2 separate regions of the Homo sapiens genome follow, and region 1 is linked to region 2. Evidence: chromatin loops called from intact Hi-C (ENCODE). Cell type or tissue: HepG2. All regions are shown on one strand. Each heading gives the region's core, and the rest is flanking DNA. Links, peaks and the distances in the headings are about the cores only. Region 1 overlaps LOC124904345 (a long non-coding RNA gene). Region 2 holds the start of DSC2 (desmocollin 2).

Evidence for each region. Hi-C counts contacts between places; a loop is a spot of excess contacts. Peaks named below come from ENCODE experiments on the same cell type or tissue, not always from the same donor. Only the 100,000 strongest peaks of a DNase experiment are listed, where the experiment ranks them.
Region 1: a loop joins it to region 2, with 2.0 times the contacts of the local background. A loop is called at or near these places in 9 of 110 quality-filtered maps.

Annotation. Positions count from the first base shown.
Region 1 is chr18:31,043,382-31,046,287 of GRCh38, reverse strand. LOC124904345 (a long non-coding RNA gene) reads right to left here. Exons shown (of 2, transcript XR_007066445.1): 2 at 1,062-2,906. Among named protein-coding and RNA genes, the nearest start is that of DSC3, 2.1 kb to the right of the region's middle. In HepG2, for the core only: no CTCF peak of the experiment used is centred there; no DNase peak of the experiment used is centred there; H3K27me3 peaks cover 836 bases.
Region 2 is chr18:31,100,708-31,103,613 of GRCh38, reverse strand. DSC2 (desmocollin 2) reads left to right here and starts at 1,193. Exons shown (of 16, transcript NM_024422.6): 1 at 1,193-1,711. The coding sequence starts at 1,643. It overlaps DSCAS (DSC1/DSC2 antisense RNA), which reads right to left and starts at 2,026. Exons shown (of 4, transcript NR_110785.1): 1 at 1,891-2,026; 2 at 420-491. In HepG2, for the core only: a CTCF peak has its summit at 1,696 (motif pointing left); DNase peaks (open chromatin) are centred at 1,133, 2,203 and 2,603; H3K4me3 peaks cover 2,110 bases.

The DNA.
Region 1 (2,906 bases), core at 128-2,627, 57 kb after region 2:
CATGGGTAAATAGGTGAGAAGGAGGCACATAGGGATTCTGGGACGGCTCTGGTAGTGGGCAGCAATGCGATATTTATAATTGACTTTTGACTTAAACCTTCTGTTATCCTCAAGGCCCCAGCAGTCTTTTGAAATGACCAAAATGTGGTGGCTGTTCTCAATAGTGCTCTGGGAAATCTGCAGAACCTCTAGTCACACTGCGGCTATTTATCCTAAATAATATTCCAAACATGCTTCTGAGTTCATGTCCCATGGCGGAACTCATTTTTGTGCCACAGGTGTAAACAAATCTTTTACTTGTTTTTAATTCAAGCTTTTTTTTTCATAAATTCCTCTGCTCTTTCTCGTAAGTTTGTCTCAAACATTGTACAGTTGTCCTGGCGGTATTTCGTAGGAGTGTTTGAGGAAACCTACAGTTGCCATGTCACCGTCCAGGTAAGCCACTGAGATGAGTAGGTGTGTTAGACTAGCACCTGTTGGTGCTGAGTTGTGCAAGGCAGCCTGGCTCGTGGGCCAGAGGTCAGGTCCCACCTCCTAAGACTAGTTAGCTCTTCCGTAGTCAGAGATTTCTCATAGGTCCAGAGTAAGAGTACTCTTCTTCATTATCTTGTTTGCTTTCTGCTGAAAATGTTGCAATTCACCTGAATTTCTGAAGTTTTGTTCTTTAGTCTAAAGTCAATTCCCATTTTTGATCCTTTGTTATTGCTGCTCTTACCCTTCAAACTAAGAACATAACAAGGGAAAATAATAAATTATTTTCCCATTTTGGCTCATTATCCTTTTAGCAGTGACTTCCAACTGACTTTGCAGTTTGAGGGATAGGGTATTAAGATAAAGACAGTTCAGAAAACTCTTTATGCTTTATGATACCTCATGATGATTTAAAATTAATTTTATAATAGAAAGCATCCAGTTCTAACTATATCTAAACTGAAGCTCATATTTGAAAAAAAATCAACAAACTATTTTAAATCATAATTTATATGGGAAAATATAAGCAAAAAATATAAGCAATTTAATTTATCCTCAAGTCATATTTATGTTGTAAAGATTCTTCTTTATATGATAAAAATGCATTGCTTTTTATTAGGACTTAGATTAATATACTCATGGTGGACAAACAGGAAATTCCAAAATCATTACTAATACTACATTCAGTTATTAATGTTCGTATTGCACCTAGAATTTTGCAATACAAGTTAAAAATATCCATAATATGTTTTCTTCGAGTTTTTCTAAAGCAGATTCCTACAACTTTTATTTTGCGGAAGCTAAAAATGGAAGCTCACAGCAATTGTCATATTAGTCAGTAGGCTTAACAATAAATATCCTCTATTACACAGCACAGTCAAAATAATCAGGGGATAGCAATTTTAGAGTTTTAGTCTTTCAAAGGACAGTCCTAACCAGGCCAGACTCTCATAAATCTGAAGATAGAGTTGAAATCATAGAAAAACTAAGAATAGTTAGAATAAAGACAAACACTTCAAAGTCTTTCATTCCCTAGGTATTAAAGAAAGCCATATTACAGCACAAATGGGTTCATATGTGCAAACTCACCAAAAGTGACAATTTTGTAACAGTAGTTACTAACCCTTTTCACACATTGAATGGATGGTTCTCCATTTCTGTCAGGATGAAATTAAATTCCTCAGCATGGTTTGTCATGAACCATCTTTCTAACCGAATTCCCAGCCATTGCATGTAACCATTCTGAACCAACCCCTTTCTGCTTTCTTACCCTGGGGCACTCTCACAAGGCTCTCCAGAGCTTCTCATGTCCTGTTGATGTTGTGTTATCTTGAAGCATTCTCCTACCCTTTCCCTTTTCTTTGCTGGGCTTATCGCAACATTTTGCTTCTTCAAAGCTTTCTTCAGCTAAGTTAGATCCTCTCCTCTAAAATGCCTTAACACCTCAACCCTTCACTCTAACAGTGAATTCAAAGTGGTGAGGGAGGGAGATTGGTGCTAGCCATCTCCTTTACTCATCTAAGTTCAAGAAAACCATTCTACTTGAGTTTCTGAGGGCTGGGGGGCTGGAAGTGACTTTGAGAAGCTTTCTCTGAGGTCATGCTGGAGGCACGTGGAGGATGGGAGGTGAAAACCCTGGAGTGGAGAGAAGTTTGGAGAACTTTCTCTGAGACTGGAAGAGCTCTTACATACAGAGACCTCCACTGACGGGTGCCTGGGAGATTCACACTGGGAAGCTCAACTTAGAGTGTCTGAGCCCTTAAAGCTGAGCCTCATGAGTTTCAGGGAAGCCCCAGACTTCAGGGAATACATGGCTTAGACGACGAGGAGTCTATTAGACTTGAGCCAGAGTGAGATGAATGAAGGTCATAACACCCTTTCATGATTAATTGGCTGTCTGAAATTCCCGACCTTGCAACTTTTGAATGGACTTCGAGGAGTAGCATCTCATGTCTGAGAGGGATTTCCTCCTGAATCCAGTAGATGGGAACTCGGGGAACTTAAAATTCAGTTTAGGGAGAAATAAGAGGATGTCCCCCTGGTGTTACAAACGACATCTCTATTAAAAAGTGTAGCCTACTGGGCTAGGAATGATTGTCTTTCGTCCCTTTCTGACTTTGAATTATTTCCGACAGGAACTAGATTTTCTGCATTTCCTTTCTTCCATGCCCTCACACAAAGCTTGGCCGACTTCGGGCCCTGATAAATAGTCGTTGCATGATGTAGAATCTGTAAGCCTCGTTTTAGAAGGTTTTGTGTGGTAGATATTCCTTTGACCACCTGAAAAATTTCATTTTGGTACCAGTAAGTAGTAAACCAATAATTCACATCTAAGAACAAAGTCGTTTTTAGAAGGTTCATATGAGTCCCCCAAACTGACAGTTAATAGAGCGCTGAGTGTAATCACTCATATTTTGGGTGCGTAAAAATGGTTA
Region 2 (2,906 bases), core at 272-2,771:
ATCATTGATGGAAAACTATGAGTGTTAAAAAATATGGAAACGGAAGGATGTCAATTATAGTCTCATGCTGATGACTCAGGCTTATTTTACTAGCAAAGGGTCAATGATAATTTTATGGATATGGAGACAGAACAGCTCATTAGTGGCATTCGTTAATAAAATAGGGCATGAGCATAGCACAGACACAGAGAATGTAAGGCATGCGCTGTTTGACATTAATTTTTAATTTAAATATACACTCAGTATTGCAGTAATTCTGGCTCGGCATACAATGGTGTTAAGATGGTGAACATTTTCAAGAATCGAAATGGTGTGAGTGTCAGGGTTGGCTTTTCACATAGGATTCTCAGGACATCCCTGAGGAAACTTAAACCAAATAAAAGGGAGCAGACAAGTTTCTCTTTTGTGGTCAGGCTTACCTGGTTTAAGTCAGTAATTGAAAAGAGGTGCAGGAGGATGAGTCAGATGCCTTGTCATTGCTTTCTGAAGAGCTAAAAGAAACAGCATTTATATCTTAATCTTCCAGATTGTGTGCTGCAATAATTCATTTAGTTTAAGTGCACTTCAAATAAAAATGTAAATTATCCCATTCTTATTCATTTCTCACCATGAACTCTGGTTTTGATGGTAGTAAAGAAGGTGAGAACTCTCCACTGGATGTTCAGGAGTCCGGTATAGGAAATAAGTTATAACTCTATTTGTGACCAGGGATGTTCTTGGAGAAAATCAGTAACCACATGTAGCCCACGACTAGGACCTCAATGGATGCATTTCTTATAGTAACTCACCCTCGATTTTATTATTTTGCAGTCGCCTTGATTCCCTAACTTTACGTACGTATGTATGTATATATGTATTTTTGTCTCTAAATTATGGCGATTGTCTTGTATCATTGTCATGCCAGTAAATTCCTAAAAACACAAGACCCCAAAGAATGGTGCCTCAGATGACTATGATGTCTGAACTGCTTGTGGGTGTGTGTAGGAAATTCACTCCAGTAGAGTGTGTAACAGTCTCCCTGGAGTCAACTTTCTGTCAGGTGGGCCTCAGGCAGCTGTGACCTAAAACCCAGCCTCTGCGGCTCAGACCTCGCTCTGTAATTGACCCCAGGGCAGGGACCACGGCCGTCGCCGAGGGCAGCGGGCAGGGCGGAGCCGGGGCCGACCGCGCACTCAGGAGTGAGTCTTTGTGCAGTCAGGGCTTCTGCTGGGCAGGGCCGGCTGTTAATCTCGCCTGGCGGAGCGGACACCGGGGCGTGGTGGGGGAGATGGGCCTTATAGGTGGCGTCCGCTGGTGAGAAACACCTTGCGCAGGTAAAAGGGTGGCGGCGAGAGGGAGTTCCCACCCGTGGCTTTCTTAGAGAAATGAAGTCTTAAGTCTTAAATAGACAACAAGGAGGGGCCGATCGGTGTCTTTTGGACGCGTCTGGAGCCCCTCCCTCCGCCAAAGGAAAAGCCCCTTGGATGAGAGGCAGGCGCTTCAGAGAAGCTAAGAAAAGCACCTCTCCGCGCGCCCCACCTCCTCCGCCTCGCGCTCCTCCTGAGCAGCGGGCCCAGACTGCGCTCCGGCCGCGGCCCTCGCCCCGCGGAGCCCTCCTACCCCGGCCCGACGCTCGGCCCGCGACCTGCCCCGAGCCCTCTCCATGGAGGCAGCCCGCCCCTCCGGCTCCTGGAACGGAGCCCTCTGCCGGCTGCTCCTGCTGACCCTCGCGGTGAGTGTAGCCGCGGCCACCGCTCCGGGGAAGGGGGCGATCGCCTAGGGTGCAGAGGAAAACTAGGGGAACGGGGATAGGTGGGGGTGGCGGGAAAAGCTGGGGTGAAGGGGCCTCTGGGTGGCTAGAAAATGGAGTTGGCGGGGGTGGGGGAGGGCAGATAGGAAGAGGATCGCGACCTGAGAGTTGGGATCCCCAAGGGAAGGGAAGGTGTCTCCGGTAGATGTAATCAGCGCACTCAAGGAGAGGCGGGAGCGGGCCGCTTTCGCCCAGCCAAAATCGTGGCCCCTGGGTACGCGCCGGGGAGCAGGGTGCGCCGGGGCGGGAGTGCGCCGGGGTCGGAGTGCGCCGGGGCGGGAGTGCGCCGGGGCGGGAGTGCGCCGGGGCCGTCCAGCTGGCCTCTGGCACCTTCCCCGGGAACGTGCGGCTCCCTGTGCCTCGGGAACGTGCGGCTCCCTGTGCCTCGGGAACGTGCGGCTCCCTGTGCCTCAGCGCCTGCCCAGGCCACGGAAAGGGGAACCGCTGGGCGGCCGGGACGGAGAGCGAGTGTCCTTGGGTGAAAAAGGGAACTGCTCGCCTTTCTGGGAATTGTTTACTCTGAGAGAAGGGCGGGGGGAAGTGGCGGGTGGGGGAGGGGATCTTGACCCTTTGCTCCTGAGGACTGTCGACCGGCGAGCCCTAGGTGAGCATTTGTACAGTTTCAGTGGTTTCTTAACGTGCGAGGCTTCAGTTCCCTAAATCTTCGGAGGAAGGAAGGGTCTTTCTGATTTCTTGTCCCCAGAGGCGACTCGATTTTTCTGCTCACCACCCGCCCCCCGCGCCACCGCCCCTTGCCCCAGGTTCTTTCTTTCTTTAAAGAGCACTACAGCAATGACCCTACCCCTTCCCAGAGCTGGGAGCCTAAGTGGTTGGCCTTATTTGGGGCGGGACAGCCCCTTTCCCAGGCTTGACCGATGGGATCTCGTTGGGGAGCCTGAAGACGCAAAAAGCCAATGCCGGGAGCAGCGTCTGGGGAATTGGGGATATAAAAAGTCCGATTGGACTTTTCCTGGCTCCCTGGAAGAGGAAAAAAATCGACAGGTGTGGAAAAGTGCTCCTTGTCTTAAGCAGAAGGCGTTGGGCGCCAATCAATCTTGAAGGACAAAGGGAGGAACCCGGAAGGCTAATTCCTTCTGGGAGAAGTGAACTGGGGGCT